Regions from separate parts of the Mus musculus genome. Here regions 1 and 2 are each linked to region 3. A link is a loop called in an ENCODE intact Hi-C map of the cell type or tissue named here. Cell type or tissue: left cerebral cortex. All regions are shown on one strand. Each heading gives the region's core, and the rest is flanking DNA. Links, peaks and the distances in the headings are about the cores only.

Region 1 (11,057 bases), core at 5,693-8,192, 98 kb before region 3:
CTGCATGAGAATAAGCACTCTATCAATTGAACTACATTCCCAGCTAATTTTTGAAGAACAAAAGTAAACTCATAATTTCTTATTAAACATGGATCTAACCAGCTCTGATAGGGTGTTTTAAACGTGGCTAGAGAACCCATTAGGGTCTAGGATGAAGCTGCTCTTACTGGGATAATGTTACTCAGTGTAGTACTGGTAGCTATGGCCTCAGTATTATGATGTAAAGAAAATCCTTCCGTTTTTCACTTCCCCTACCCTACGTTTGCTGTGAACTTTATTGCTCAGTGAGATGGTAGAGGGAGCTACTAAAGACAGCTGCATTTGCTCTTGCTTCTTAATGACCCGAATCCTTCAGAGACAAAAATACAAGTGGGGGCCTCTTGAGATTGCAAGAACAACTTTTCCCGTGATGCAAATTCATGTGGGACAATCCTGAATCGAATATTCTCAGTGTTTGATGGACATGGGAAGAAATGAGATTGACAGCCCATTTGGAAAGAAACAATTCTTCCATAATGGATTTTGGCAAGTTGAAAACAATTTCTGAAAACTGTGGTGACTGAGCCTAATCTTCCCAAAGGATGCTCCCAGAGCTATAACGGGACACATATGTGTTAGTGACTCCTAACTAGCCTCCAGGGGGGTTAGATAAATCTGGAAAATGAATGTTAAATGCACTAAAAACCCTGCAGAAATGGCCCTCTTAGCTCACTTCCTTCAAACATAAATATTACGAGATTTTTGTGACAGACCCCGCTTTTACATCTGAGCTCTGCCCTTCAGAGTCAGTTAATGAACAAAGTTATTAAATTATGACTCTAGTAAAGCAACCTAGCTGTAACGTCTCTAACAAACTGGTCCCATCCCAAATAGACATGGGCAAGCATTTAGTTCCTAATTGGAATTTGTGCAGGTTCTTGATAGGCTGTAACCAGACTGAGAGCTCTGTTAGAATAATTAATTTCGTATCAAAATGAGATGTGTATCTTTTACTACAACACATTATTAAAAGACAACTGGTTCAGCTTCTCCTGGGCACCTCACTGTAATGAGCCTCAGCAGGGAGCCCTAAGGCAATCTTCCTGGCTGACCTTGTCTTTTGAGCAACAAACTGTTCTTTCTCCAGACAAGTTCATCTGTACTGATAGTGGTCTGATTATTTATTTAGAGTCCAATAGATTCCAGTAAACCTGAGAATTCTCAAGCACAAAACAATGAAAACATATGCATCATTGAATGTAGTACTAACAATTTAAGCTTATCTCCGACTAGCTTACAAATAAGTGAGGCCCAGACTATGGTTATTTTATTTGACTTTGACAATTACTGGGGGGTCACCCTAAATCTACTCTTCTAACTGCATGCCTGGCTACCTCCCTAGCAGTGTACCCCAGATACTTGCTCTTTCTCCTGGCTGTGTGGTCATGGTTCCTTTCCCCTCACGGCAACCTCCCCCCTCTCCTGCTCTCCCTCTCTCTCTCTGTCATTATTCTCTTCTAGTCTCTTCTCCAACCAGGTCACTCCAAACCCAACTACCTCTAATCCATCCAGTATAAAATTTAGCATTACAATACATAACCATAGACCAAACCTCAATAAGGAACAATGGTCCCCAAACAAAAAACACAAGTGCCACCACCCTGACACCCTAAGCTGCCCCTTCCCCCAAACAGCTGAGAGCCCAACAAGTTGTCACATTTCCTGGTTTTTAAGGTAGTAAACTCTCTGGTTTTATTTATCTTCCCCCTTTATGTTCCTACAGGAAATTTTCCTGTGAGCATAACAGTCTACGATGCCGACTGCTGCCTTCGGGTTTTGCAGAGCCGCTTATGCATTTGTCTTGGTCTTGCAGTCTTGCCTTTTGTCCAGGGAGGGTGAGCACTTCCTTGTCATTCTGTGGCATTGGTAGCTCTGTCTTATTCTGGGGCTATTGATTCTCTGCAGCTGTCATCAGAACATGGCCATCAGTGACAAGGTTTCAAATCCTAAAAACAACTCAGGGTTACCCCCCTGCATATTCTCAAACACTGAAGCATGTGAATTCTCCCTCGTGAGCTGAGATAAAACGATTTCTGGTATGAAACAGTTACTTAATTTTTATTGCATCTACTGATGCCCCACTTTCTGTAGAGAGAATAAGATTTTTGAACAAATTGCTTATTATTCTGTCTGAAAAAAATCAATATCCTATTTAACCTCCAAACAGAATAAATTAGGGCATATCATTACAAGTGTTTTTAGGTCCCAAGAAGAGCAAAAAGCCATGGTGTTTGTCTCAATTACAATAGTCTTTCTTAAGATGAAGGGGCCGCACATGGAGTGACAGAGCATCTCCTGGACAAGATGTTTCTCAGGTAAGTGATTATCTGCCCTCTTAGTATTTGTTTGTTTGTTTACCTATTTCTTTATTTTCTATGTGTGACTGTTTGCTTACATACACGCACGTGCATGCAGCACATGCCAGCAGTTTCCTCAGAGGCCATAAGAGGTCATCAGATCCTACCGAACTGGAGTTACAGATGGTTATGAACTGCCATGTGGGTGTTTGGGAACTGAATTTAAGTCCTTTGCCAAGACTATCAAGTGTTTTTAACTGCTGAGACATCCTGCCCCTTTGCTTTCTGTTTTTGTGAGATACAGTTCTCCCTCCACCTGTGGTGGTTTGAAAGAGAATGTCCCAAGGCTGGTATATTTGAATGCTTAGTCAAAAGTTAGTAGAACTGTTTGGGAAGGGATCTGAAGTGTGCCCTGTTGGAGTAGGTGTGTCCTAGGAGGAATGTGTCTGCGATGAAGGAGGTGTGCCCTTGTTGGAGAAGATGTCTCCTTGTTGGAGAAAAGGTACTCTTGTTATAGGAGTGTGTCAATGAGAGTTTGAAGTTTCAAAAGCCAAGATCAGATCAGTTCTCTCTGCCTCTGCTTGCTGCCTGTGGATCAGGATATAAATTCTCAGCTACTCCTCCTGTGTAGTGTCTGTCTGCTTCCTACCAAGATGATCATAGACTAAACACCTAAGACTGTAAGCTAGGCCCCAGTCAAATACTTTCTTATATAGGAGTTGCCTTGATCATGGTGTCTCTTCACAGCAGTCAAACAGTAACAAAGACACCAACCACTCTTTTGACCCTCATGAACATTCAACTACATGCATTTGTAAAATATCTTAATACCCGAGAAAAATGTTGCCTAGCTATTCTGAGGAACATTCCAATACTCAAGTAAATCAGACAGTGAAACTGATGGAGGTCCCTGCATCTGAGACTCAGGAAGGCAGAGATCTGATGGAAGGAGACGTTCTCACCTGCAGAAAGTATCTTGTTCCTTGGCTAGTCAGTAGGACTTCTACATGGCTCCCAGGAGGGGATGACCATGAGCACCATCATCTACCTCTTTTCTTTGAGGCCTGGGGCACTACATTCCAAGTCATTTGGGAAACATCTCTGGGGCACCAACAGAGAGGGACCTCCCAAGGTGGGGCTCTGGGCTTGGTCTTGACATGCTTTGTGTCTAGCTTAACTCCAGCCACAACCCACCCCACCTGATCAGGCCAAGTTATTCCCCATTGCCAAGAAAATCAGTCAATAATTGTTCATGTTTAACTTCTCCTCTACCCCTTCCTCCTTCTCTTCCTCTTCCTCCTCCTACTTTTCATCCTCTTCTTCCTCCTCCTCCTTCTCCTCCTCCTTCTCCTCCTCCTCCTCCTCCTCTTCCCCTTTCTTCTCCTTTTTCTCCTCTTCCTCCTCCTCCTCCTCCTCCTCCTCCTCCTCCTCCTCCTCCTCCTTCTCCTTCTCCTTCTTCTCCTCCTTCTCTTCCTCTTTATCCTTCTGAGTTTCCTTGTGGAAATTACATTTTAAAAACTCTAGCCCATAAAATAAAGTTAACTTAAACTAAGCTGTGTATGTTTAAAGTGTACTGCTTGATGCTGTTACCCACAGTCTAACAGACACACCCTCTCTACAGAAAGTTATTGACAGTGTCCCCTTCCCCTCACATAATCTCATCACTTTCCTTTCCAAACATGTAGAACAATCATAATGATTGTTTTTACGTGCTAGTCTGAGTTCAGTTGATTTGCCTTCTCATAATGAATCACAGTTTTCTGATTCATTGCATACCTGATATATTATGGGATACCTGCTTCTTTCCTGGGCACTAGTCATTGTGCATATCTCTAAACATTACTGAGCTGTGGTCTACAGTGCAGTTAAGGTACCTGTCATTCTTTGAAGCAGGGCTTGATCTAATTCTAATTATTCCCCATTTCTGAAGCAAGAAAGGTTCTCTGTGTACTTGACCCATTGCCTCATAGATAATTAGGTTTCTCCATTTGTCTGGAATGATTATGTATTACTGTGTCCGGTGTAAATAATAAATGCTGTTCTCCCTAATCTATTGGATTGTTCTTTCCTTGAACAAAAGAATGTTCTCACAAACCTGTGCTGTTCATGACTCCACTTAAACCTTGAAGATCGGCCTTGGTGTTCTCCATGGGTCTTGGTAATGCTCCTTTGTCCAAGTCCCTCTGGTCCTGTGTGACCTCTGCTCCACTTTAGCTCAGGAAGACCATCAAACTGTGCTGGAATCTTTGCCCTTACTTCATGACCTGGAGACTGCCCAGTGGAGCAGGCAGACACTGTCAGGAGCTCAATGTCTCCTCTGTGCGGTCTCACTGCCCTTTCTCCCAAGACACCAAGGCCTTGTTTATCACTGAATTTATAATCCCACTGCAACAAAATCTTAAAGACAAGAAGCCCACAGCTAACAGTGGAAATGTAAACTCAAGGGGAGAATTTACTAAGTGATAGAGGCAGAAATAATAGGACATTGAAATTTGTGCAGCAGAGGGTTGTGGAGCAATCTTCTGAGACAATATAAAAGTTGACAGGGTTTCTTTCAGTCAGGAAGAGTGAGGCCAGGGAGACAATGACTCCATCTTGGATAACCCTCTTTGGATTGTCTCAAAACATCAGTTACTAGGTGCCAACTGTAGATACGTATGTCTTGATTCAGAGAAATCTTGGATTAGATTTGAGTCATCACACAGGTAAAAGGCACAGCCACAGGAATGTGTCAAGCTTCGAGAGGCAGTTAGTTTGATGATGAAGAGGAGCCAGCGCTGTTAAAAGTCCCGCATGATTTAGAAGGGCAAAATTTAGAGAAAGCAACAAAGGGAGGGAGTGTAAGTATGTCTCCTGAGAATTCACACAAATTAGTTTGAACTGCAGTTTTTACAGTCTAAGTAGTGGAACAAAATGTCATAAATAATGGTAACTTAAAGGGGGTTATTTAGTCTAGCAGACTGCAAATGAGGATTAACCAAGCTGAGTCCAATCCCAAGAGACTTGTACACTTGGGAACAATATGAGGCAGGGGTGGAGAATCACTCCTGGGTGAAAAATAAGAGCAAGGTAGAGACCATACTTCACAATGGCTCAGAATGACAGAAAGATAACTGGCTAATGAGATGAAGTAAGCTGAAAACATGTTTTTGGATGGTTGATGAATTTGGTTTTATTTTAAAATAAGATATTGCATATATTTTGTTTTGTTTCTGCTGCTCTCCTCCTGGCCCAGCCCTTATTTAGCTGTCATTAGGAGGACATTTCCTGACCTCCTGACCAGTGTCCCTGAGCCCCCCTAACATAGTGGAAGGATACTTTTAGTCTCGGTCATAGCAAGCCACTCTCTGCTCTCCAGCCTACACTGGAGTCCACATAGCACTGGGAATAGAGGCCAAGATAGAACTGCCTTGGACTTGAACTCTGTGTATATCAGCCTAAAGGACCCTCCACCCATCCTCTGCCCTTGCAGATGTGTCCTCATCAAAGGACAATTGCTTAGACCTAAATGTCAGATCACCTGTGACTTCAAGTTTGTGTTATATTATTTTACCTAGCACTTAAAACGAAGGGAACAGAAACAATACACAATTGCTACAATTATACTGTAATTTAATACTGTAATTATTCTTACATTTTAATTTAAATCTAATTGTAATTTTAATTAATTTCTTGAAATTCATACCGACAACACAACAGGGTCTTCCTCTTGCACTGGTCTAATCTTGGCTAGGAAAACCCTGTCCCCCACAGTGGGTAGGAATCACACTTCTCTTTCCCAAGCATCATATTTTTTGTCTGTGAAAAGATTGGTTATGAAAGATAAACAGTGGCAGGTCAGATTGTTCTCAATTTCTTTTCACTTGGGAGATTCTGATAATACATTTCAGATTATACAATTTATTGTCTCAAAATACCAGTGTTTTTAACGATGGTCCTGCTCTCCTCTACTATCTCAGCTTACAGCGCTTATCAGACTTAAGTGGCTACACGTGCGTCCATCTAAAGATCACCTGGAGCTGTACTTGGTAGGTCAGGGACCTCAGTCTGACCCATGTTTCTCAGGGCTGACATTTATTTATGGCATGGAAGAGACGAGAGTGTAACAGCACATTTGAAAATATCTGCCTAAAAGACAAGAGTTATTGCATTAATTTGCATGTTTCTTTTTAAAATTTAGATGAATGTAAGTATTTATAGAAAGAACAAATGCTTCGAGCTGGCGCTGAGATCTGTCTTCTGTGCGGAACATGGGGTATTTACCCGTCGTGGTGTCTTCGTGTTGGGATTTTTCAAAGAGTTGTAGCATGGTGAATGTACGTGAAAGCTCTGTTGACTCGGCCTGACAGCCCATACTCCTCCATCTAGACTGGAAAGAGAGAGGAAAGAGAACTGAAAGCAAGCCACGGTTTGGAACTGTGACAGGCTGTAAAGGAAGTAGGCTGACAACTATAATTCAGGTTTATACCATATTTGTTTTTGAATTAAAGGCATTTCCATGAAAGTGTAAACCAGAAACAAAATGAGATGGGAAAAAAAATTACCAAATGGAGAAATTTAGTCTCTTCAGTGAAGAAAATAATTGCTACAAGTTCTAAGATATTTGGCAAGAAGATATACAGTGAGAAACATCTGAGCCTGACATTTGTAGCCGAAAACAAAATGAAAAGGCTTAATTTTTAATTCTCTTCCTTCGAAAAGCCTCAATTACATCTTCACAGTTATTGTGCAGATTAAAATATCACACTTTGTGAGGAATAAAATGTTTTGAAAGGCAAGGAACGTTTTCAGCCTGAGTAGACAACAGTGGATAGGAGTCTAGGCTCTGCCAGGTACCAGCTGCCCAACTCTATTGGCCATCCATAGTCTCAGTGTCCTCTTGCCCCAAATGTCAGTAGTGACGCTTGTAGGGTGAGCTTGTTGCCTTGGTCACCTGGCATCCTTCCTAAAGCTCCATGTGCTAGGAACTGGCACATACCTGGAGCGATGCTGGCTCTCGTCAAGGCCGATTCCTTGCAAGGACCTAGGAAGTTTATTTTTCTGTTCTGCTTTCCATGCGATTGTTAACTTATTATACCCAATTAATGCAATTAATAATTAAAATGATCTGTTGGCAGATCAAGTGCTTACTTTAAAAAAAATGAGAATGAATGGCAGCCTTGCCATGGAGCAGAGAGTGGGGAAACAGGAACAGCAGCTCCGTTGAATTGTTCCCATTGTGAATATTACCGTTCATTTCTATTTTAGCCTGTGAGTTTTCAGTAAACACAGCCCCCAGAAGTAATTGCATATTGTGATTGAGACAGAGGTAGGGAGTGCTTAGGATGAATCAGATGTCATAAAAACAGAAACCAGAAGCAAGAAGTCCACTGTGGAAGACTTCAGCAGAGAAAAGCATTTGCGTCCCATTCTAAAAGAAGGGAAGGGTATTCGTTGAAGCCAGGCAGTAGTCATTTAAAGCTTTCCTTGTCTCTGCACTGGAACTGGGGCAGGGCAATCCCAAGAGTCTCAGAAGCTGAGGATTAGGTGCTGACCTGAGATCCATCAAATGAAATGGGGAAGAGTTGGAAGAAGGTCTCGGGAGCAGCGCCTTCCATGTTTTCATCATTGGTTTTAGCTCATCCTTGAGTCACAGGCATTTGATTCTTAAATGTCATTTGTTGTCACTCCCTATGATGGTTAATGTTACCTTCATACTAACAGCAGCTGGCTATCCAAGGAACGTGTCAGTCTTCTTAGACATAACAGATTTTTCTGTGGTGATGATTAATACAGGATGACTCAATGGTATTAGAAGCACACGGTGATTTGTGGTTTTCCCCCAGAACAATTCACCCTTCTTTCTCCTTTCTCCTCCACCAAAGTGTGCCAATTCCCATAGACTTGACAGACAGTTTTACACCAGAAATAGCTACTATTCAAGATGAATTGTCAAAAATGGCCATTGGTTTTACTTATTTCATAGTAGATTTGGTTCATTTTGTAGCTACTAAAAAATAATATGTGCCCTATTTTGTTTTCCATTCAGCAAGTACTGGTTGCGTATTCAACACATATTGCAAAGCAAAAGACGTCAAGAGGCATGGAAATGCCTGTTGTATGGATTTGCATAGATCCTGGCTTTGGTGAGCACAGTATTCTCAGAGTATTTGTAAGCTTATAGACTGTACTGTAGAGATAGGGATAGGCATGAAGAGAAAAGGAAATACTGCGGGGAGATGATACTAAGATACCTTTGAGAAAATTCAGATACTCAACTCAGCCTGATAGGCCAGCTTTAGGCAAAGAAATTGCTTATGGTATAGGAAACCATCCAGTCAGAGAAAATATTATTCTATCCAAACAGTCTCTTCAATTATTTATCAAGTTTCTATGTAAGCACCTCTTCTAAGTTGTGCATCCTCCCTGCATCCCCATTGTCCTTTGCTTATCCCACTTTGTCCCTCTGTTCATCTCCTTTGTCCCCTAATTTTGCCTTGACTTTCATATATTCCAAGACCGTATGTAGATAATAAAGTCATCTATATGACTTTTTATTATCTGCATGCAATCTTGGATCCACAGTGGGAACTAAAGATACAACACTCCTAACTCACTCCATATGATTGAATATGAGCCAGTTGTGATTATAGTCTGCAGTTGCTTACTTGTTCAGGTCTGATCATGTCATTTTCACAAGCAGTTTACAGTCAGGCTGCCTTGGTTGTCAGCATAGACAAATGAAAACTACTGAGGGTGGCTGAATTTCAGGAACCTCAGATGTCAGGTCCCCACTCCCCCCCACCCACATACACACACCAACGTTCAGTATGAGGAACTTTGGCATGGATGGCTAGTTAAAATTACCAAGTGAAGCTGGATGCATAGATCAATTGCAGAGTGCTTGCCAAGCACACACAAGGCCCTGAGTTCAATCCCCAGCATCTCCAAAACTAAACAAAGTAGATGAATTTCCACAGTAAATTGACTATTGTAAGAGCAAGAGGAAAGTATGCATACATTTTTATGTATTAAAATTTTTAATTGATAATTTCATACATGCCTACTGTGACATTTTTATTAAGTCTACCCCCTTTCCCTCTCCTTCCTTCCATTCTTTTCCTATTTCCCACCACTTTCCCCCAACTTCATTTCTTTCTCCGCCCCCCCCATGTGTGTGTGTGTGTATGTGTGTGTGTGTGTTCAGTCCACTTAATGCTCTCTGTATGTGAATGGATGTAGGGCCATCTGCATGAGTGTAGAAAACCTCTAGGGAGCCACATTGCTAAAGAAAACAGATTCTTGCTCTCCCACCAGCCATCAGTCAACAACAGCTCCTCACCTAGGGGTGGGGCTTCAAAAGCCCTTCCTCAACCTATGATGAGACTGTGTCTGGCTTGAGCTTATGCAGGTCTTGTGCATGCAGCCACAGCTGCAGTGAGCTCATGTGGGCACTGACCCTGTCATAGTCAGCACACACTGCTTCTCGGCAGGTGACCTCAACCTCTAGCACCTGCAATCTTTCCACAACATTCTCTCCCATGATGCTCCCTGAGCCTCGGAAGAAACGTGTACGATGCAAGAGTCATATTCAGAGCTGAAAAATCCACATTCTCTTATTTTCTGCAGACTGACTTACATGGGTTTCTATAGTAATAGCTATCTGCTGTGAAAGGAAGCTCTCTGATGAGTGTGGAGAGATGGAGTAATCTATAGGCATTACCTATAGTAATCTATAGGTAAAAACTTATAGGCAGCTCTATTTAATACAATATGTTTTCCACTGGGGTCTATGACCTTTGGCCTAGCTAATTGTATCAGTGGGCTTTAAGATCGATTAGAAAGTATTTGGTTACAAACATAGCATTCTTGCCACTAGTGCTCCAGTGTGATATGTTGCCAAGCTATTTGCTATTTTATACGCCAAGGTTCACGGCTTTGTAGGCCTGTTCATTACTTTGATCCCCTGGCAGCATGCATAGAAACTTCCAGCAGTGTAAGTGCTAAGCCATCAAGTGTGGGTAAAATCTGAAGGCAGACTACCATTGTGTCTGCAAAATCTATACAGTTTGTGAAAATCAAAATGCAGAAAAGCGTGTGCCTCCTTTCATCAACCTTGGCCCACCTTATAGCACTGTGGATGGTCCCATAAAAAGCCTTCACAATACACTGTGCTGTCTTGGTGACTTCTTTTCTCACCCTCCCCCCCCCCACCCCCATCTCTCTCTCTGTCTGTCTCTCATTTTTAGCCACATTAGTTCAGTTTGAAGTGTCCTTTATTTTAAGAATCAAGTTGGCTAAATTTCCAGCCTCCTTTGAGTAAGATTGAAGCCCAAAGGCACCCAAACAAAGAAAATCCAAATCTAGCATTCATTATTCAAGCCATTAAAATGGAATAAACAAGCGAACCAGCCATCTACAAGTAATGTCTTTGGTCTTAGAATTCTGGAGTGCTGAAAGCAGAGTTACCTAGCCAGATCGAGATAACTCCCCTAGGGCATTTTCTTCCCTGCTTAGCACAAAGCTACCAGATGCTCACAGGGACCCTCAGTTCCTTCTCCTGACTCCCTTGGGAATGGCTTGGCAAGCTGCTCCTGCCTCTCACTCTATTCCTCATAACTCCTTATCTGGGGGATGAGTCTCGTACACCAAATCTTCCACTCTTTTTTCCTACCTCCTACAGGTATCTCTCTGTAGCTCTGAGGCTCGATAAAAGTGCAAAATTCTAAATCTTAGCCCCAA
Region 2 (11,057 bases), core at 3,165-5,664, 84 kb before region 3:
TGGACTTTTATCACTGAGCATTTTCCTACGCTACTTTACGAATTCCCCTTTAGAGCTTTAATCAGAGTTGGCTCATTGCACATACTCTGAATTGCAGGTAAGAGAGTTGTGTGTTTTGTAAATATAAGCCATGGACATTCAACTATCTACCCTGCTATTTCTCTCTATTTTCTGCCTTCAGGCAATTAATGCTATATACCTCATCTTGTATATTAATTGATGGTATGTATTGGTTTGGTCTTTTTCTTATAATGGTGTTGTGATGTATGGTAGCAATTACCTCTGTAGGTCACCATAGCACACTGCACATGCCACAACAATTACAGAGAGTAGAGTCCGACACTTTATCTCAGTAATAGTTACTACCTGACTTATTTTATAGCGTTCCATTAGCTTTTCAGGTCAGCTTTCCTCCAACTGGCAACTCAGGCAGGAATCTAGAATCTAGTCATCTGCCAGTCTCTAATATAATGCATTCTTTTACACCCAGCTGCATTGGTAAGAGAGAAAATATGCCAAGGTTGCTGGATGGGGAGGGCTTCTCTGGAGGCCAAGCAGAGAGGAAACAAAGAAGAATTTCACACAAAGTTCTATTGGTCAGTGTGGTCACATGGCCTACTTTAATAACAGGGTCTCAATATTTGATTTAAAATATGTGTGCAGAAGGAAAAGGAGAACATTAATACACATGTGCTCAGTTTGTAGTAATATACATGGGCAATTACACAGGCAGCAGATTGTTGGTGGAGGAGACAGAATGAACCTTGAAGCTGTGAAAGTCATGAAATAACATTGGAAAGCCATGGTCTGAAGATGGAGGGTTGGTAGCACAGTTCTAGATAGATAGATAGGTAGATAGATAGATAGATAGATAGATAGATAGATAGATAGATAGATAGATAGAACGAACTTGTGGCCAGCTGACAGTTACTCCTTTTCAAGCATAAAAATATTTAACATTTTTGTTGTCTTTCATACTTTGAAAAATTATTTTATACTCTATCTAATGTTACTTTTACAAATATTTTAATCAATTTTTCGGCACACCTGTCAATTAGAGAACAAAAATATACATGTTGATAGTTGGTTATTTTCATATATCATGGACTTCATAGATTTCAAAAAATGAATACATTCAAAATTATTTATGCTTTAAATGTGTAAACACAAATGATGTTTGGTTTCAACACAAGTGAAAGTTAAAATTTATGAAAATGATATTAGAGAAAAGTGTGATTACATGTTAAATGTACAATTATACTATCTGTATTATAAAATAAGGATATATTTGAATTTTTAAACAATGATTAATTAACATAAGAGGTTGATGTTTTTTCTCTGGATCACAAAATATTTTGTAACATGGGAAGACTTTCACTTTTAGAAAGATGTTATAATATTTTCCAACCAGTCTTAACACCCTGAAACAACTGTCAGGACAGTGTGGTTTTCTAGAGTAGTTTCCTTGGGTTTTGTAGACATGAAGCCTCTTGAGATCTTGCTGAAATGTCATTCTGAACCAGCAAGCCATGCGCAAGTCCTGAGAGTCCAGCCAGTCACCATGGGAGGCTTGTGCAGCTAGACCGAGGGGTAGTCTCAGTAGCCGGGACCCATGACATGGGGATCAGTTGGTTTTCTCATCACTGTGACAAAATACCCAACTCCTTCATGGCCGAGTAGAGCAAGAGGCCTCAGACACACAGCTGGTTTCCTGTTTCATCTGTTGTTCTGTCAGGCCCCCTTAGCTGATGCTCTCTGGAGACACCTCCACACCACAACTGGAGATAGCGCTCACAGGAGAATTAGTTCATTCAAGTTGTCAGTGGATCAGCTGTTCTGTCATACTGTGCAAAGCAACCTGGTGCTGGGATGATTTGAATTCTGTTGGTGGCCTGTAAATGACACAGCCATTGAGATTATCATTTAGTTGGGATGCACTGGAAATAAAATGAAAACATTATTAGTAATTGTGCATATACAAGACCCAAGTCAGAATGTTCTTCTCAAACTTAGAGTATCCAGACTCTTCTACTTTGAATTATAAAATGTTGTAAGCACTCTTCAATTAGCGTCAACCAACACATGGAACCAGAAATCCTATAGATAGCTTACCAGCCACTGTGTCTGAAAGAACCAACTTGGAACACAGAACAGCATTTTTAGGAGAGAGCATCAAAATAGGAGAGACTTTTACTTTGTAAAATGCATAGTAGAGAAAAGTTACACCCACCAAAATGAGTGTAAATTTCCCATATGCCACTAACTAGGCAGTATTGCACTTTTTAAAAATTAAAGTGAATTTACTTGTTCAAATGAAAAGGACAAAGAAAGTCTTGATTAAATCTATTGGCCTTTTTTATCTGAGATTTAAAAATTACTTGTAATCTCCCATAGCAAATAATTATCTATGATTAAACAGTCTTGATATCTTCAGATTCCATCATGAATGTATGTGGTTATGTAACTAATTCCTAGTACATTTTGAAAATCACTCCTTTCAAAGGTTTTTACTTATAGATCTTTTGTTGAAAATCATATTTTCATATAATATGTTTGATTATATCACTTCCTTTCTCCCAACTCCTCCTAGATCTTCCTCACCTCCCTACCTACCCAACTTCATGTCCTCTCTCTCTCTCTCTCTCTCTCTCTCTCTCTCTCTCTCACACACACACACACACACACACACACACACACAAATAAAAAATAAAAAACAAAAAGCCCAATAAGATAAAGAGTGCCAAAAATTAAAATAAGTAAAATAAAATAAATATCCAGTGGCCTATAACAGTGATTTACCTGAAAGCTCTAATGGTACAATATTAGCAAAAATGTTCTGGGAGTAACCAACCACTTACTCATTTTTATTTATTGATCTATTTATTTATTTCCCCTTCAGGCCACTCCGTGAGATGGAGCCTATATTGAAACTGCCAGTGCGGCTGTTCTTCTTCATATGCGTTATATCCATAACTTGATTAGTTTCCTCACGGGTAGTTTGTCCAAAACGTAAGTATTTAAGACACACTGACCCAGCGCCCTGGGGCAAAATCATGAACAGCTAGAAAATAAACTACATTTTAAGAGATGGAAAAAGGTTAAAGAAACATACAGATGATTGAAATTATCTGCATAAAAAAAAACAAGGCATGATTTTACATATACAGGAAATTCATGTGAGGAATATATTTCAAAAACAGATTTTTAACCAACAGAAGCTAATATGTGCAAACATAATTAAAATGAAAATATGAAGAAGTTTGGTGTTAAATCACAAGACTCCTCCCACTACGTCTGAAAATGTCCTGAATGTAGGATTAGAAGGGTTTGGTCCTTCCAGTGTGGACGGGTACATTTAGCCGTCATTTCTAGTTCTCACACAAACATTCTAAGCAGTGGGGATTAATATTATGGTCTTGATCATAAAAAAAAAATTTTTTTTAAAAATCCTATTCAATACTGAAAGAGCCTTAAATGTGAGGTCTGATATTTTCTCATAATGACATATGGTTTTAAGAAAAATAGCACAAACTGACATTCTAGAAAAATAAAACGAGTGATTCACTTAATATTACCTCCAGGACATTATGTATTTCATGTGGCAAGTTAGTCACAGACTTGGACCTTCCTGCAAGAGTCTCTACTAATGTTCCCAAGATGTTTTTGTTTTTCTGATTTAAAAAAAGAAAAAAAAATCTAACGCACCATTGAAATTGTATCCACTTAGGAAGAACTCAGAATTATACTGCAAATCCTACCCAAAACCCTCACGCCTCACAGAACTGACAGTTGCTGAGCTGCCCCCAGCTAGAGCTGGAAACAAGCTCCCCAGTGCTGCCCACGGTGTCTGCCTTCAGCCTGTGTGATGGTCTCCAGGAACTGGGTACAGCCCCTGTAAACACATCCAGCCACATTTGGATGCGTCTCTATTTCTCAGAATGCTTTCCACTTGATTTAACACACGTCTCTCAAGCATTTGCACCTGGCCCTGGCGATGGTGGGGGATGTGCACAGAAGCCAGACACGCCCTCCCTGCTCCAGCTCACATTCAGAATAACAGACAAGAAGGTAAACATCGCAGCAACTTGAAACGTGCAAAGGTAATGCAGAAATGGAACTCCGGAGGAAGAGATGGGGAAGGAGAAGGGGCTCTGGTCCCCCTTCGTTCAGCTAGCATCTCCTTCCCCAACTGGACTGGCTTTGGATCTAGCTCTAGTTCTTAGCAGAGGAAATGACAGCTGTTGCCTTGCTGTTTTCTGGCCAAACTGAGCCTGCCAATGCCTCCACCTCCTGTTTCTCAGATAAAACTTGAATCTCCTTCATCCCCTTCTACAAACACTCTGTTCTGCTACCTCACTTAAAGCTAATTATCAAAAGGAAGGACATTCAGTTCCTCGATTAGAAGTGCATGTATATGATTACAATTGTCAACATCATAATTTTATAAGTGCAGTTGAAGATATTACTAATTTTTATGATGTTGCTGTTATAACAGTAAACTCAGCCATTTTCTCCTTAATTCTTAGTAAAACAGGGCTGATAAGTGTAGAAGAATCTTGCTTGATTGATTATTTAAAAAAAATGATTAAGCTCTATTGTTTCAATCTGTTCAAAGAGTTTGCACTTAAGCCCTGGTACCAAGCCCATCAGCTCCCTTAGGCTAGCAATGCTGATAATGGAAGTCAAGAACAGGGCCTAGGAATTCCATAAGGCATAGACAGAAGTCTTAGGAGAGTTCTTACCAATGATTTACTGTGGGAAGAACCTGCCCCAATGGGCAGGATGCTTGTGCAGAGATTGTCCAGGCCTTAGAGACTGGAATGCCATCAAAGATACATTGACTTCTGCACATTCCACATTCATAATGGATCCCATTTTATACATGGCATTTGCTTGCTTGCTTTTTAAAAAAATATATATCATATTTGAAAATGTCTTACTGATAAATAAAAGAATGTATTTTATCACAAACATTTTAAAAGTATATTTCCATCTTGGTAATTTAAATTATTGTCCATTATTATTTTTCTGTGTAAGGTACCATGGCACATGCCAGAGAACAGCTTTGTGGAATCTGTTCCCTCCTTCCACCAGAGGTGAACCACACTGCTAGACTTCTTCATCAATTGCCTTTATGAACCATGTCATCTTGCTGGCCTCGGTCCTAGCTAACTTTAACCAATGCACCACCTCTGATGAGAGCATAAGTCAGTCAACTTTACAGTGCTTGACACAGACACCTGACAATTAGCAGTAAGGGAAAATATGTAATTCTGATCATAGTTTTGGAGGTTCTGGCCATAATCAGTTGGTTCCCATGCTTTGGGGCACATCTAGATGCAATATATCATGGTAGGAAGTGGAGTAGGGCAAAGGCCATGAGCCTTACGAACATGAAGCAAAAAATTAGGGAGGGAAACATCTGGGGTCCCACTGTCTCCTTCAAGGACATGCCCTCCCCTCCCCCCGTGGCCTAATGACCTTTCTGCTCACCCCTAACTTTCAAAACTCTACCACTTCCTAATAGTCTAACCTTGGAGCTGGGCTCTGTAACATGTGGGCTTTTGGGTAGGTAGCAGCAGAGAACAAAAATCAAATGTCTTTAAATTGTTCACGTTTTAGGCAAGCATCTATCTTGATTCTGCCATGTGCAGCGTGAATGGTTCTTATTAGCTCCTCCTGTGGTCCATATCTTCACCTCTAGAATCTTTTGGTTCATGCATTAGAAACTTATCCTCCAGGTAGTACATTTTCCTCATGCTTCTGAGGACTTATTTCCTTGTGGTTGCTCTTCCTGTGGGTATTTTATTTAACAATGTTGGCTGCTGGGGATGTGGAAATCACCTTCTCCGTTGCTCTGGATATTTCTCATTTAGTCTTTCTAATGAGCCTGTGAGTTGAATCCCATATTAGACCATCTCACAACAGAAGAAGCAGAGACCATTGCTTTTAAAAATGAATGGCTACTCAACCCCCTCCCCCACCCCAGGCACAGAGAAAAAAAAGAAGCAGACTAGTAAAATCAAAGGCAGGCAAGAATGCACAGTAGCTGGGTCTTTCATATACTATGAGTGCAAATAAGACTACTTCTCTTAAAGATCTTTGAAAAAAGATAAGCTATAGTGTACTGATACTAGAGTATTTATCAGCCCTGAAAATAACTGTGTGAGTAATAAATGCAAAAATCCATGAATTTCATTGACTAGAATAAAAGAAGCCTTCAGCAGAAGTATATATATATATACACACACACATATATACAGAGTATACAGAGAGAAAGAGAGAGAGAGAAAGGGAGAGAGATGGATGCATTTCTAATGATTACAGGGCTCGCATTAAATCTCACATGTATTCCATTTTTCATTTATTGAAAACAATTACTTTTTTGGATCCTAAGTACAAGTCTCCTGTTCTCCAGTTGACTACATTGCTCAACTTAGTTCTACATTAATCTCTTTCTGGACCCTGGTATTGCTCTAGCTGAGAAGTGCTCAGCCCTGAAGAGGCAGAACTATGTATCCTCTTCCCTGTGCTGGGATTTCAGCAGTATCTTTGTTCCCATGGTTTCTGTGAGACATGTCCTCTTTGTGAAGAGGATAAAGCCAACACAACTGAGCATTTCCCTTGACTTGGTACCATCACTTCCAGGGAAGGCGGTGTCCATTTATGGTGCCTCTTACTTTGAACCTAGCAAAACTGTTAACTATTTTTTATTGTTTTTAGTTCCTTTTTGAAGACAAATTCTGTCTGTCTGTCTGTCTGTCTGTCTCTCTCTCTCTCTCTCTCTGTGTATGTGTGTGTCTGACTATGTGTGTCTGTCTGCCTCTCTCTCTCCCTCTCTCTGTGTCTGACTGTGTGTCTGCCTCTCTCTCTCTCTCTGTATGTGTGTGTCTGACTATGTGTGTCTGTCTGCCTGTCTCTCTGTCTTTCTCTGTCTGTCTTTGTCTCTCTCTGTCTCTGTCTCTCTCTCACACAAGCCTTTTCTCTTACCATGTTTTAAAATGTTACTTATTTTGTACGTGTGTTGGAGTGCATGCATGGAGATCAGAGACAGATCTTTGCCACCAGTTTCCCCTTGCCACTTTGTGTAGTGTGAGAAACACACTTAAGTCATCGGACCCACAAGCAAGCACCTCTACCTACCGTGCCCACTCACCAGCCCTGTTTTATTATGTTTCAAAGTGTGCATACATGTGTACACGCATGTGTGCCACTGTGTACATATGAAGGCAGAAGGACAACATCTCAGGATTCTGCTCTCCTTTTCTCTCTTCCTGATGGAGAGCCTCTCTTGTTTCTACTGTGCAGGGGACACTGGGCTACCTGACCCACTTGCTTCTATCCAGTGTTCTGTCTTAGCCTCTCAGTTCGCTGTAGAACCTTGGAGATTACATATGCATGTACTGAGCCTGCTCTATGTCCTGTCCTGAGTGTACCAGAGTATCTGTAGTCTGCCCTTCTGCTCCCCACTGCGTTATAAATTCTACAATTGTTTGTCACCTCACCATCTTCATTTGATGAGCCCACTCCTTGGATTCTGAGATAATTGGCTGTTGCCTTTATGAGCCGGTGCCAATCCTTCAAGGTGAATCTTCACACAAGAGACAGTGCCCTCCTTGTAAGACTGTAGGCTGCTTTGGGCTCTGAAAAGATCCCAACTTGAGGTTTATAGTGTTATTTGTAAGTTCCTGAATTTGTCTAGTGAGAGGGAAAAGTATAAAAAGCACTTGCCAGAGTCATCCATCTGTCTGTGTCCAGTGTCTGCAATAGTCTTTCTCAGACTGGCAGACTGGCTGGAGTTCTGGTGGGCACGGGGTCACCACAGTGCACCTGTGGTGGATGCAAACACAACAAAAACTCCTGTCTGTAACACGCAGTGCCCACTCAGCTTAGACGTTTAGTCATTTAGTTTGACTCTGTCTTTAGTCTTGCTTTTCCTTCTACAGTATACGGTGGCTTACATCCCCTTAACATAGAATGCTCTTGTGATCCTTTTCCTCTGCTTCAGAACTCCTCTTGGCCCTGTCTGCAGACATCGTCGGCTTTAAGGGACCACAATGCAAACATCTCAGTCACCAGAGAGAACTGTGAGGGGACCAAAAATAAGTTGCTGCTGAGTTAAGAGCACCAATGTCACACAAGCCACCTTTCATTGTATCACCTTGGTTTTGTGTACCAAGAAGTGCTGCTTCCTTCTCTGGTCATCTGAGCACATCAGACTGTCTTATTGCTGCCCAATGCCACCTGAGGTCACTGGTGGCAAGAGTCTGGACCTAGTTCCTGAGTGAATTCTTTTCTTTTTCTACTTCCAGCCTGGGTCTTCTTCACATCCTTGGTCCTGACTTTCCCTTGTAAAACTTTCTTTCATTTCTGCTAAACTCATCTTTTGCTTTCCTTCTCCTTTAATTTCCCATTCTCTAAAATGGTGGTAATCATTTCTCATACATGTTTGTATGGAGAAGAGGGGGCTGGGCCTGAATAGGTACCATCGTGCCCATGTGGAGCTCTGAAGACAGCCGTGTAGAATTGTTTTCTTTCCTCCCACTACACAAGGGCTTTGGAAATCAGGCTCACCCGGGTTGTCAGCCTTGCCCAGGGTTTGGTTTCATTTCCTATTGCTCTGATAAAATCCTCCAACCAAAGCGTCTTAAGGGGAAAGTGTTTCTCTGGCACAGAATTGTAGGCTGCAGTCCATCATTGTGGGGAAGGCAAAGCAGTGGGAACTTACAGCGACTGCTTACATCCATTGTGCCCACAGTCAAGTGCTGGAAGCCATGCATTAAAGTCCGAGTGCTTTCCTCAGCCCACATACTCTACCTTTAACCATTTCCGCACACCCTGCCCAGGACCTGATCCCACACAGCGTGGATGCATCTTACTGCCTCAGTTAACATAATCAAGGGAATTCCACACATACACACCCACGGACCCACCTGCCTACAGGAGGGTTTTTGTTTTGAGAATCTCCAGATTTTTCTAGATTGTGTCAACATAACAAAACCAGCCATCAACAACTCCATGCGTGAGTGTTTACTTGATGATCTGCATGCCCCAGGCCCGGGCCCCCCTTTTTTTACAGCTTTCAAATTTCTGGTTTCTTTCGTTTTGTGGTTACTTCAAGAACCAGGCAAACTCCCTTTATTTCCTGTCTTCTGTGTACCCTTAAGATAGCCAGTACCTCCAGAGCTCCCAGGGACTAAACCACCAACCAAAGAGCACACATGGTGGGACTCATGGCTTCAGCTGCATATGCAGCAGAGGATGACCTAGTCAGACATCAATGGGAGGAGATGCCTTTGGTCATATGAAGGCTGCATGCCCCAGTGTAGGGGAATGCCAGGGCCAGAAATGGGAGTGGGTGGGTTGGTGAGCAGGGGAAGGGGGGAGGGGGGAGGGTTGATGGGGAGGGTGTGTTTTGGAGGGGAAACCAGGAAAGGGGATAACATTTGAAATGTAAATAAAGAAAATATAATAATAATAATAATAATAATAATAATAATAATGATAATGTGGCCAAGAAATAGTACAAGAAAGGAGGTATGAGGAATGCAGCCATCAAGAAGGGATCTCATTTCTCTGCTCTCTGAAGCTTGTCCTTGGTGACATTCTCACTGGAGATACATTTGGATCATTAAAACTGGTTAACCCAGGTCAAGTGCAAACAAAATTATGAGCAGTATTTTCAGTTGTAAACATGTTGCCGAGAGTCTCCATCTTGATAAGGACAATAATTAGCAAATTTATTTATTATTTTGGGTACTATTCCTTCTGTGAGGAGAATAGAAAAGGGAATAAAACACAACACACTCAATACTCCACACGGTGAAATTGGCCCTAATGACGGTAATTTACATCTAACTACAAAGTCGTTAATTGCTGTGTTTTAGTGGGTGTTTTCCCATAATGCTAACAGCTGGCAGTCAGTGTTTTAAGTTTAGTCTTTGGTGGATGTGCTAATAGAATCACAGCTGGAAGATTAAAAAGGGGGTCAAGATTTGGGGGGAGGGGGGGTTGCCACTGCCAGTCTGCCTGTGTGGGGGTTCAGTGTCATGGCTACCCCCCTGTACTGGTTGTGACAACAGTCCTAGGCAGCTGTGAGACATGCATTGTTTGGCTTCCCCTTCAGCACCTTTGCAGATGAAGCCTGACCAAAACACAATCTAAGCTTTCAGCATACTTACCCAACAACACTGGAGAGGATGGCACTGACCTGCTTATTGTGTCACTGACCTATTTATTCTGGGTTTTTTTGGAGGGGGAGGGGTTATCCAACCCCGACTTTATTACCCTAGGTAAGCTTCCCACCATAGTCCCATCCCCAGGCAAGACTGATTTTTATAACAGCAACTCCGTGAGCTACAGCAATAGAGGTTTCAACATGTCATCAGGAGAATGTACCCCCAACACGAGAAAGATCACAGAGGCAGGCAAGAACGTTACAGAACAATCACAGATGATTGGCTTTCCACAGAGTACCAAGAAAATGCCCGAACACTGTTTTCCCCAGAAAGCAATCTCCGGGGTCAGTAGCCATCCTCACTGAGGGCAGATGCAGAGTTAGTGCCTCTGGCATCATCATCATCATGGCCATGGCTACCCTAGGAGTGAAGGCACAGAAGGATGGATGGTACATGGCTTCAGAGCACACCCTACTTTGTTGTTCATTAGCCCTGTGACCTGGAAAACAGTTAACCTCTCAGAATAGCAAACTTTTATTCCAGAAAATAGAAATGACCTCACCTCACAAGACTTTTAGAGGAGACAAAGTCAAAGAGTGATGGGAGTGGTATGTTGTCAGCACACGAGACCATCAACATGAAGCAAGCACTGCTGATGGCCGTTTCTGTAAGCATGAAGACAGAAGCATGGAGTGTGGGAGCAAAATACACACGAACACATTTAGGATATTGTTCATCAACCAAGTAAAAGAATCCAAAGGCACATTTCCTTAATTTCCAGCCCCCGTCCAGAGGATTTCATTCACAAGAATCTTTTCAGAAATCATGCTTTACTGATTTTTCATCTCTCTCTCCTTTTTCTGAAAAGTTTTGCCAATA
Region 3 (11,057 bases), core at 5,390-7,889:
CATACACATATTTCTCTTCCTATGTACCTCCCAACATCTTGTCACCTGAAAACATGCTTCATATTTTTACTTATAGCCTATGATTCATTTCTTCCATTACACTGATAGCTACCCACTTGGCTTCTTTAAACTCTTCCTTAGTCCAGGGGACTTGACCTTCATTGACCATGTAGGCGAAAGTGTTGGAGTCTGGGGCTGGAGATATGGCTCAAATGCTAAGAGCACTGGCTGCTCTTCCATGAATCCTGGGTTCAATTCCCAGCATCACCTGGCAGCTCACAACCATTTACAACTCGACACCTGACATGCAAGTGGTAACTGACAAATGTGCAGACAAAATGCCATACACATAAAATAAAAATAATTTTTTTTTTTTTTACAAAATTAAGTATTGGGTCGGGCGTGGTGGCACACGCCTTTAATCCCAGCACTTGGGAGACAGAGGCAGGCAAATTTTTGAGTTCAAGGCCAGCCTGGTCTGCAGACAGCCAGAGCTACACAGAGAAACCCTGTCTCGAAAAAACAAAACAAACAAACAAACAAACAAAAGTATTGGATACTTTCCATACAAAGATGTGTTTTGCTCGGGAAGTAGGACATTTTTCTGCAATTTTAAAAGGATCATATATCTGTGAACTCCAACATTAGGCTCTCTGACAGTTCTTGTCCCCAGGGAGGCAGAGCCTACACTAAGTTACTCTCTACACTCCTGCTCTAATAGCACCAAAGACGTAAATCTGCACTGAGCCCATTCCACAGGACACAATTCAGGGCATAGGAAGCCTACTGTTGCCTTTCCTTGCTCCCAGCCTCATTTGTTAGGTATCTTCTCTTCTGGTCTGAACCATTCTGGGGTTCTGGAGTAATTTCCACAGCAACCCTACTCTTTCTCATGTACCACCCTGGCCTCCCATCTAGACATGCTCTCAGGTCTAGACAGTGCACACACCAGAGCTCCCACGTCTTCCCCTTCCTCTTCCACCCCCACCCTCTGGAGTCTCATTCTTTTGCTCCTGTATCATCAGTGACCCAGAATGGACAAGCAGAGTTTAAATCTTCCCCCCAATCTGTGAATACGAGACAGAAGCTCTGTGTGTTCCTGGGATGTTGAGATGCCTGGAGATGCTTTAGAAGGAAGAAGAAGTTTCTGACGACATCTGACCATAGACTGTTTTGCTCATGAAGTCAATGGGAGACTTGTTATTTTTCCCTTCCTTCTTTTGTCTTCTAGAAGAAAAAAAAAATTGGAAGATAGTTTGAGAGGGATAACTCTGTCACATCCCTTTAGATAACTTCCCTCTAGGACTTAACTGGTCTTTTAGCATGGAGTAGGATGTCAACTACATTGATCTATTCAACCTGCTTTTGTCATTTGTATTTGACTGTAAGTTTCATTTGGGGGTCTCTAGGTCCTGCTAAGTTCCCTGTTGATGCAGACAGATTTTTTTTTCTGTCTATAGTAGGTCTCTTCAAAGACTTGCATCTAATTCCTGAAGCTGAATAGAGAGCATACGCCAGGACATCCATGTGCACAGCCCCAAGTGTTTACACTGAGCTCTTCTCAAATCCGTGTTCTTGTTAGAGTGACAGTAAGAGTGTCTGCTACACTTAACTATATTTTTCTCTTTGGGTGAGACCTCAGAAAGCCAGTAGCTTCATATATTAACTCAGGATCCTAAAGCATCCAGTCCCTGTTTGGCACATACAGCAGTGGCTGAAAGCGCACGCTTGGAAAACATAAGATACTGTTTGTGAAGCTATTGCCTGGCACAGAAAATGTCAGCTTCTTATCATAGCAGGCGCTGATTGTCAAGGAGAAGCGTAAAAGTAGATCTTGAAATATCTTTCATCTCTCACAATTATTATATAACTGTAATAATATCTGAAACAGGGTTTTTTTTTTTGCCAGCTTTATATTCCAGATTTCTTATGCTTTTAAGACGGCAGGTATCCGTGTGTCTTAAACAAAGACATTTCTCAGTAGGGATTCTTGTGAAATGGAAGTCGCACCGAGAATTACAAAACTGTAACAGCCTGCACCTTTTTACAGCTGGGCCCAATTTCCTGAGGCTATACAGTATGTTCTGCACAGAGAGAAAGAGAAATAAAGCTGACATTCTGAAAATTATATCACTAAAAGCATCAATCTCTCCCACAAAACAAAAGGGACAGGCGGAGATGCACTCTATAACCAAAAAATACACTGTCTGGGGGGCTTTGGGTATGAACAAACACATCCATGGACATTGTGGGCTGAGTTAGTAAAGACACATGGGTTTGATGAAGAGAATATATTAACTTACCTGGAGGAATTCAAACAGGGAAACTGACTGGCAGTTTGGGTAATTCTCTTGCACTGATACAGACTAGCATTGCGATTTTCACTATTTATTCTTTCTTTAGTTGTTTAATATTTTAAAATGGAAATATGTGTAAAACCTGCATGCATGTCCCCTCTGTAAGACTGGTGAGTATATACAACCGTCACAAGTTCTGTTCAGCTAGATTCTTCTCTGAGATTCATTCTCCGCACTGTCCCACCAGTGTCTTAGACACTCAATGTCTTCCTGGATTGAGATGTCTTAGTCCTCATAGTGAGCTATTCAGTAAATCGAAACTAAATCTTCCTGTGAGGGTTAGCAGTGAAGCTCTGAGAAGTGTAAGAATTAGATTGAATTATCAGAGTGGAGTCTTTGTAGTTGAATCTTGTAAGAAGGAAACAGACCCAGGTGTAAAAGCACACACATATGTGAATATATATGTGCATATATTCTCATTCTCTGTCTCTTTGTCTCTGTCCCTCCCTTCCTCCCTCCCTCCCTCCCCATCTCTCTCCCCTCCTCTCTCCCCCTTCTCCTTCCCTGCCAACCTCTTGCTGTGCTGTGAAGCCATGTACAATCCTGAGAACCCATTGGCCCTAAAAGCTTCCTTTTAAAAAGTAGCCTTCCTTATTGCCTTATAGCAAGGAAAGGCAGAGAGCTGCTCTCAACTACCTCTGAACATTCAACAGTTTTGCTACTTATCTGGAATAAAAATCAAAACTCTTGCCCTGACCTACAGAGCCCCACAACTCTGTAGATCAGGTCTCCACCAACCTACCTCACTCACCCCCTGCCCTTTGCACACCCACCTCACTCACCCCTGCCCTTTGCACACCCACCTCACTCACCCCTGCCCTTTGCACACCCACCTCACTCACACCCTGCCCTTTGCACACCCACCTCACACACCCCTGCCCTTTGCACACCCACCTCACTCACCCCCTGCCCTTTGAACACCCACCTCACTCACCCCCTGCCCTTTGCACACCCACCTCATTCACCTCCTGCCCTTTGCACGCCCACCTCACTCACACCCTGCCCTTTGCACACCCACCTCACTCAAACCCTGCCCTTTGCACATCCACCTCACTCACACCCTGCCCTTTACACACCCACCTCACCCCTGCCCTTTGCACACCCACCTCACCCCCTGCCCTTTGCACACCCACCTCACTCACACCCTGCCCTTTGCACACTATACGCACACTGAGGAAATTCTTCCTCTCTGTGTCAACCTCAGACGTTTGTTCAGAAGTTTGTGCTGGGTTTCTTCTAGAATGTCTCCTTTCCAATTGGCACAGTTAGGTATTCCAGTCAAGTCCTTGTCATTTCCTTTCTTTTCTCCTCTCCCCCATCCCTCCTCTCTCTCTTGCTTTCCAGCTAGACAAGAGCCATGTATCTCAAGCCAACCTCCCCTTTGCAAACCTCTTCCATCTGCTTCCCAAGTACTATTATTCTGGATGCCCATCACCAACTCTCAGCACATTATTTAAAAGTCACTGGCTGAGAGAAGATGGCCAATCACATTTAATCGCAGCACCCTATTTCACCATTCCCAACCACTAGCGTCCCTTCTTCTTTGTACTGGCCGTGTCTTTATGTTGGATGATCATGAATTCTCACCTCTGTCATTCACTGGTCTTTGTACTGGCCGTGTCTTTATGTTGGATGATCATGAATTCTCACCTCTGTCATTCACTGGTCTTGCACAGTGTCTGAAAGGGTGAGTGTGGAGTGATTGAGTGGATTCAAGAACCACTAAATCATAACAGGGAGGCAACGTACTCCCTTCTCTTCCTTTTCCCTTCCTTGTTCTCATTTTTCCACCCATGGATTCTGACAGTTTCCTTCAATACCACTACAGTAGTTTTCAAACGCGCCCTCTGCAAATTCTTCCACATTCTCAGAAAGAAGTCTCCTCTCAGAGAAGCACCTAACCTTATTTGTTGAAAAGAACAAGCTTCCAGGTCCATCCATTTGGCTAGGAATTTCATAAATTCATTCTTTTTAATAGCTGAGTAGTACTCCATTGTGTAGATGTACCACATTTTCTGTATCCATTCCTCTGTTGAGGGGCATCTAGGTTCTTTCCAGCTTCTGGCTATTATAAATAAGGCTGCTATGAACATAGTGGAGCATGTGTCCTTCTTACCTGTTGGGGCATCTTCTGGATATATGCCCAGGAGAGGTATTGCTGGATCCTCCGGTAGTACTATGTCCAGTTTTCTGAGGAACCGCCAGACTGATTTCCAGAGTGGTTGTACAAGCCTGCACTCCCACCAACAATGGAGGAGTGTTCCTCTTTCTCCACATCCTCGCCAGCATCTGCTGTCACCTGAATTTTTGATCTTAGCCATTCTGACTGGTGTGAGGTGGAATCTCAGGGTTGTTTTGATTTGCATTTCCCTGATGATTAAGGATGTTGAACATTTTTTCAAGTGCTTCTCTGCCATTCGGTATTCCTCAGGTGAGAATTCTTTGTTCAGTTCTGAGCCCCATTTTTTAATGGGGTTATTTGATTTTCTGAAGTCCACCTTCTTGAGTTCTTTATATATGTTGGATATTAGTCCCCTATCTGATTTAGGATAGGTAAAGATCCTTTCCCAATCTGTTGGTGGTCTTTTTGTCTTATTGACGGTGTCTTTTGCCTTGCAGAAACTTTGGAGTTTCATTAGGTCCCATTTGTCGATTCTCGATCTTACAGCACAAGCCATTGCTGTTCTGTTCAGGAATTTTTCCCCTGTGCCCATATCTTCAAGGCTTTTCCCCACTTTCTCCTCTATAAGTTTCAGTGTCTCTGGTTTTATGTGAGAGTGAGGTAACACATTCACAAAGAAACTCACACAATATGTATTCACTGATAAGTGGATATTAGCCCCAAACCTAGGATACCCAAGATATAAGATATAATTTGCTAAACACATGAAACTCAAGGAGAATGAAGACTGAAGTGTGGACACTATGCCCCTCCTTAGATTTGGGAACAAAACACCCATGGAAGGAGTTACAGAGACGGAGTTTGGAGCTGAGATGAAAGGATGGACCATGTAGAGACTGCCATAGCCAGGGATCCACCCCATAATCAGCATCCAAACGCTGACACCATTGCATACACTAGCAAGATTTTATTGAAAGGACGCAGATGTAGCTGTCTCTTGTGAGACTATGCCGGGGCCCAGCAAACACAGAAGTGGATGCTCACAGTCAGCTAATGGATGGATCATAGGGCTCCCAATGGAGGAGCTAGAGAAAGTAGCCAAGGAGCTAAAGGGATCTGCAACCCTATAGGTGGAACAACATTATGAGCTAACCAGTACCCCGGAGCTCTTGACTCTAGCTGCATATATATCAAAAGATGGCCTAGTCGGCCATCACTGGAAAGAGAGGCCCATTGGACTTGCAAACTTTATATGCCCCAGTACAGGGGAATACCAGGGCCAAAAAGGGGGAGTGGGTGGGCAGGGGAGTGGGGGTGGGTGGATATGGGGGACTTTTGGTATAGCATTGGAAATGTAAATGAGTTAAATACCTAATAAAAAATGGAAAAAAAAAAAAAAAAAAAAGAAAGAAAAGAACAAGCTTCCATATTAAGGCACAGCGTCCCGCAACCAAGAATTCCCTTCCTTTCTCGTCTATAAGAAAACGCTTTCTGTTGTGTAAACTCAAGTTTTCAACTACATCGGTATATGAAGGCTCTGCTCACTGTCAGAATCACCGCTTCACACATTGAGTATAATGAGAGATTGATTTGCTCCTGGCAGATCTGTTTGTTCCTTTAGTTCTACTGAGATAGCAAGATGTAGAGAGGAGCCAGATGGCTGTGACTGGGAGGAGGGGCAGGTCTGGAAAATAAAAAATGCATCGTTGCATGTTCTGTGAGAAATACTGAGTATCTGCAGATGATATTTTCTTACTCCTGCTACCAGTTACATAAATTTTCAAGATACACGCAGGAGCTCTGCTATTACCAGAGTTTTAAAAATCACGTTCGACATTTAACGGGATTTTATTTCCAAAAGAGTACGAAGCACCCTCTGAGTATAGCACATTTATGTTTTCCAGAATTCCTGTGATGCAGAATGGAAACTAGAGTCATGCGCACATGAATATGTAGTCCCTAAGGTTCCCTATTTTAGCTCTATGACCTTGAACAGCTTATAGTTCTTAAACTATTTTTTTTACATCTAGAAAATAAAGAGACTAGTAATTTTGTTGTATGGCTGTTGTTAGTAAATAACCAAAATCATGTTCTAGCCAAAATCCAAGACACATTATGTGCTCAGAAAGAGCAGAACTCCTTTATGCGGAAGCAGGGACATGGGATGCCAAAGCTATGATGTAATGATACATTTTAAATCTCTCTGTTTCTAGTTGGGTGTTGTATTCCCTTCAGCTCCTGTAATGAATATTTACTTTGCTCTTCCTTTATGCAAGGCATTACTCTAGAAATGGAGTACAAACTGGGGATTCAGGAGAGACCAAAGGCTGTCTCTCTCAACAATCACCTGTCTTCAAGTTTATCTAGATTTATGGTTTGTTGATAAGCAGTTACATTTTTTTTCAACTTCAATTTTCTTGACTTTACCACTCTCTATGGCTGCTTTGTTACTTCTCGTAGAGAGAAAGAAAAAATCTCAATCTTGAAGTTCAAAGAGAGAATTGTTGTAAAAAAATCTTTTCTTTCTTCTTCTTAAGTAAATACATTCCCGAGCATGATTCAGAGTGTTAAACATGTTATTATCCCTCTCTAGTGGCTTATTCCTAAGGAGAAAATAAAAACATACAAAAATAAAAAGCAGTAATTTTAGGAGCTTTGAGAAACTTACTCCCGGGTGGCTTTTCCTAATCATTTAGCTTTGTGATGAACAAAGGCACGAGGAGATGTTCACTCTTTCAAATACATGGCATTAAAGAAAACAAAATTCACCTTTTAGTCTGTTGATGTACTATTATAAAATCTGAATAGGAAATTAATGGCTACTAATCAAGACTGTGCCTTAGCAACAAGTGATTCCAAATAAAACCCCAGAGAAAACCAGAGGCTAAAAAAAAAAAAAATAAATAAAGTTGCAATCAGAATCAATGGCCATACCTCAGAGGGGAATATTTACCTGGAAACTTCAGACTAAGTCTAATGAAAGTCATTTGTGCTGTAAATCAAGACTAAAGTCAAAGTTAAAAGGGATGAGAGCCAAGGAGAGTAGAGACTCAAGTTACAATATTCAAAAGCATGTGCAAGAGTCAGTCAACTGAGGGAGATTTTATAAGAATCTCTAAGGAAGACTGGACATTTGTATTACAACCATCGAGGTTAGAGTAGGATCTTAGGCAGCTACCAGTGAGAGTATGGGCTCAGAAGCAGTCTATGAGCTGAAGGAGGCTCTGGGTGCACTTGAGCTGCAAGGTTCAGAAGAGATGCCATTCAGATGTCTGAATATACGTGGGTATAGATGACAATTCTAAAGCCCCAAAGGCACAGGAAGAAATGCAAGAAGTTCTTGAAAATATTCTAGACAGAAAAGCTAAGGAAAGAAGCCTCGGTGTCCCTGAAGTAGGCATCTAAGCTCCTGGATCTAGGACCAAAATGACCTGTTTGTTGGGAAGTCATGAACTTGTTCAGTACAGTGGGAGGACAGGCACACGTCAAACCTCAAAAGCTTGATTAGGAAAGGCTGCGGTCCTCTATGAGTGGACAACATGAAACAGAGAACAGTGTCCTAGGAAGGCTAGAAGCTGTGGACGAGGATGCCATCACTTAAAAAAAAAAAAAAAAAAAAAAAGGCCCCTAGAGTCACGTGACAGACTGAGGTGTCCACGCCCTCTTTTAACACCAACTTCTAGTGAAAACACAGTTCAGTTCTACACGGGGCAGAAAGGCACTCGCCCCCATGTGTCCTTTCAGTCTGCCTGAGTGAAGGAGGGTAGCAATCCATGCGACCAGAGCAGGCGTCAGTCAGGAACATTAGATCAGAAAGCTGAGGTGACCAAGCCCTCTCAGGCAGGCAGTCAACAGGTTCGCCAGCCCAGGAGTGAGGTTTAAAAAGAAAAAGGACAATTAGACAACATTGTAACATGACCCCGGCCAGTTCTGAGGCTGAGACTGAGGCCCCAATGTGTTTTATACCATTTTAATTACATGCAAGTATTAAGGGTGGCAGTAGAAAGAGGAACAAGCAAGACAATAAACAAGGTCTCTTGATCACTCTCAGGACCACTGTTTCTAAGGGCTTATCAGGATAATCAAGATATCTGAGCCTACTTCCCCGTCCTAGTCCAAAGTCAAATTGATGCCTGAAGCCTACTTCTTTGTTCAACCCTAAAATCAGACTCTTGAACTTACTTCCTTGTCATCCCTTAATGTCAGATTCCTGCCAGAAGTCCACTTCCTTGTCCTTGGCCAATGTTAGATTCCTGCCAAGTGGCCTCCAAAAGCTCTCCACACTGCAGGGGGTTTGGGGGGGGGGGTTGAAGGGAACAGATAAACAGAGTCACGGAAGCCTCGCCTTTGGTTATAAGAGCATATAGATGACTCCCACGCACTGCACCCTTCCAGCAAAGTCCCAGTAAAATAAAGGTGGATTATAGCTTAAAGATGCACAACTTTCTCTGGAGAAGGCAAATTCAGGATAGAAGACAAGACAAAGTCCTCCCAAGGACTTTGGAGACTGTCAAAAGCAGCACAGTATGGCACATATCGATGACAAACCTGAAACACTGCTAACTCCTTAACAGAATAACATAAATCCATGCTTCAAAAGTCCCTCTGGGTTCTTATCCTCAGCATAGCATGTCCAGAGCCCAACAAAAAGACACAGGGCATGAAAGAACCTAATAGGGAAACCCCCACTCAACTCCTGATTCGGCATGCACCCGAGAATCACGAACAGACGACCATCTTGATGTAAACACATGAGGTAGTTTAATAGCAGAGGAGCTCCGGGTTGAAACATATCTCACGCAGGAGACAGTGGTTTCAACTGTTTAATGGCGGAGCTCCAGGGCAAAACGTATCTCACGCAGGAGACAGTGGTCTCCACCACGAGGCTTGGAAGTTAGGGGTTTTTATAGAAAAGGGGTGGGGCTGGGGGAAGAATTGGTGAGGTCTCACATGATTGGTCCATTTAAACATCAGCAGACTGTTAACATTTAACTTAGGTCAAAAGGGTGGAAGATAGGGAGGCACTGGGCCAGTCCAGCATGTCATTCTCTTTATCTTTATGGCTAAGCAGCCTCAGGAATATCTTAACGACAGGCCTGCCCTGGCATGTCCTGGCCTATTCTGCTATGTTCTCAGCCCCAGGTTTCAAAGCTCACAAACAACTCTTTGGGCTATTTGACACACATTACATGAATCACAGGTCTCAAGTTTTATTTTCTTTCAGGCATAGCAAAAGGCTGGAGAGAAACAGAAGCTGGGAGGGCAAAGCAGTCAGCTATCTAGAGTCTCAAATGGGGCATTTAAAGTCCATTGATGACATATTTCACTATGCAGAGGAAGAGTAGACGGCCTGGAAGAACAGATGGGTATTCAGGCAGATGAAAACGCTAAAGGAAAAGAGATGTGTTGCTAACTGTGGCAAAAATCAACAACGTCTCTGAGGAGTTTAACAGTAGATTCAACATAGTGCAAGAAGAAATAAATTTTTAAAAGTCATCCAAGATCTGTAGGACAATTTCCAAACGTCTATCCCTACCTATGGCTGACAGGCCAGACTGCAAGAAGGAGCAGGAAGCACAGGAAATGTTGGCAATAAGAGCCAATGTGAGTGGCAGACACTAAACTCCAGGTCTAAGGAACTAAAGCTAAAGATAACTAGGTGGGAACAAATGGAGAGAGTATACAAGGATTAACTCTTAGGACAATAAGGAAGGGAAAGGAAAGACAGGATAACAAAAACATTCTTTTGTGCTGGAAGCCAAGAAAGATTCTTTTCAGGCAAGGAAGCCAGGTTGTTGTATGAATGCTGAAGGTGAGACTTTTAAAAGAAACCACCAGGCTTTGGCTTTCAACAGGAATGAGATAAACCCTCTCCCTGGAAACATGTATCATGCCCGAGTGCATACACACACACACACACACACAGAGAGAGAGAGAGAGAGAGAGAGAGAGAGAGATTTTATAGCAATTCCCATCAGTTTTTTGTAAGACTCTCTCTCACTTCAGCACTAAAGGTATAGCTCTGTCCACAGAGATTTACTCAGAAAAGAACACAGCAGACTGAATTTAATCAACAGTGTTCTCCCTCTAGGTATTGCTAAAACCCTCGGGATTGGGACCTCCTCATGCTTTGTCATTTAAAGTTGCCAGGGGCAACAAGTGGCACCAACCAGACTACCACCAAGTGAAAACAGTGGGGGGGTTGGAGGGTGGGGGGTAAACAAAGTTTTATTCCTATCACAGTCTTGTTTCCCCGCCTATCTAGTCACCTAGAGTGGGCAGAGTTCCTGTCAGCAGTAGGAAGAGAGACTCTAGGACATTCAATAAGTGCTTATGTATATGAATAAAGTCATAAAAACCACAGGATTGTCCCAATGGAAACAGGAAGATGTAATAAGGAAGTCCCTTATTAGAAGTTTCTGATGACAAAATAGTTGTGACCAAAGTGCTTTGTTTATAAATATTAACAGCAAATTTAGTCATAGTAGTTAAAAACTGGCAACAAACCCAAATGTTTATAAACAGAAACGGATTGGCTATGTATATTCACGTGATGGAATATTACTCAGCAATGAGCA

What was found. Hi-C counts contacts between places; a loop is a spot of excess contacts. Peaks named below come from ENCODE experiments on the same cell type or tissue, not always from the same donor. Only the 100,000 strongest peaks of a DNase experiment are listed, where the experiment ranks them.
Region 1: it touches region 3 in a loop (4-fold over the local background); 2 of 42 quality-filtered maps call a loop at or near these places.
Region 2: it touches region 3 in a loop (6-fold over the local background); 2 of 42 quality-filtered maps call a loop at or near these places.

What each region holds. Positions count from the first base shown.
Region 1 is chr3:53,984,620-53,995,676 of GRCm38, reverse strand. No RefSeq gene overlaps it. Among named protein-coding and RNA genes, the nearest start is that of Gm31026, 65 kb to the right of the region's middle. In left cerebral cortex, for the core only: no CTCF peak of the experiment used is centred there; DNase peaks (open chromatin) are centred at 6,623 and 7,175; H3K27ac peaks cover 596 bases.
Region 2 is chr3:53,968,227-53,979,283 of GRCm38, reverse strand. No RefSeq gene overlaps it. Among named protein-coding and RNA genes, the nearest start is that of Gm31026, 49 kb to the right of the region's middle. In left cerebral cortex, for the core only: no CTCF peak of the experiment used is centred there; DNase peaks (open chromatin) are centred at 3,849 and 4,203; H3K27ac peaks cover 616 bases.
Region 3 is chr3:53,886,427-53,897,483 of GRCm38, reverse strand. No RefSeq gene overlaps it. Among named protein-coding and RNA genes, the nearest start is that of Ufm1, 28 kb to the right of the region's middle. In left cerebral cortex, for the core only: no CTCF peak of the experiment used is centred there; DNase peaks (open chromatin) are centred at 6,160 and 6,603; H3K4me3 peaks cover 386 bases; H3K27ac peaks cover 969 bases.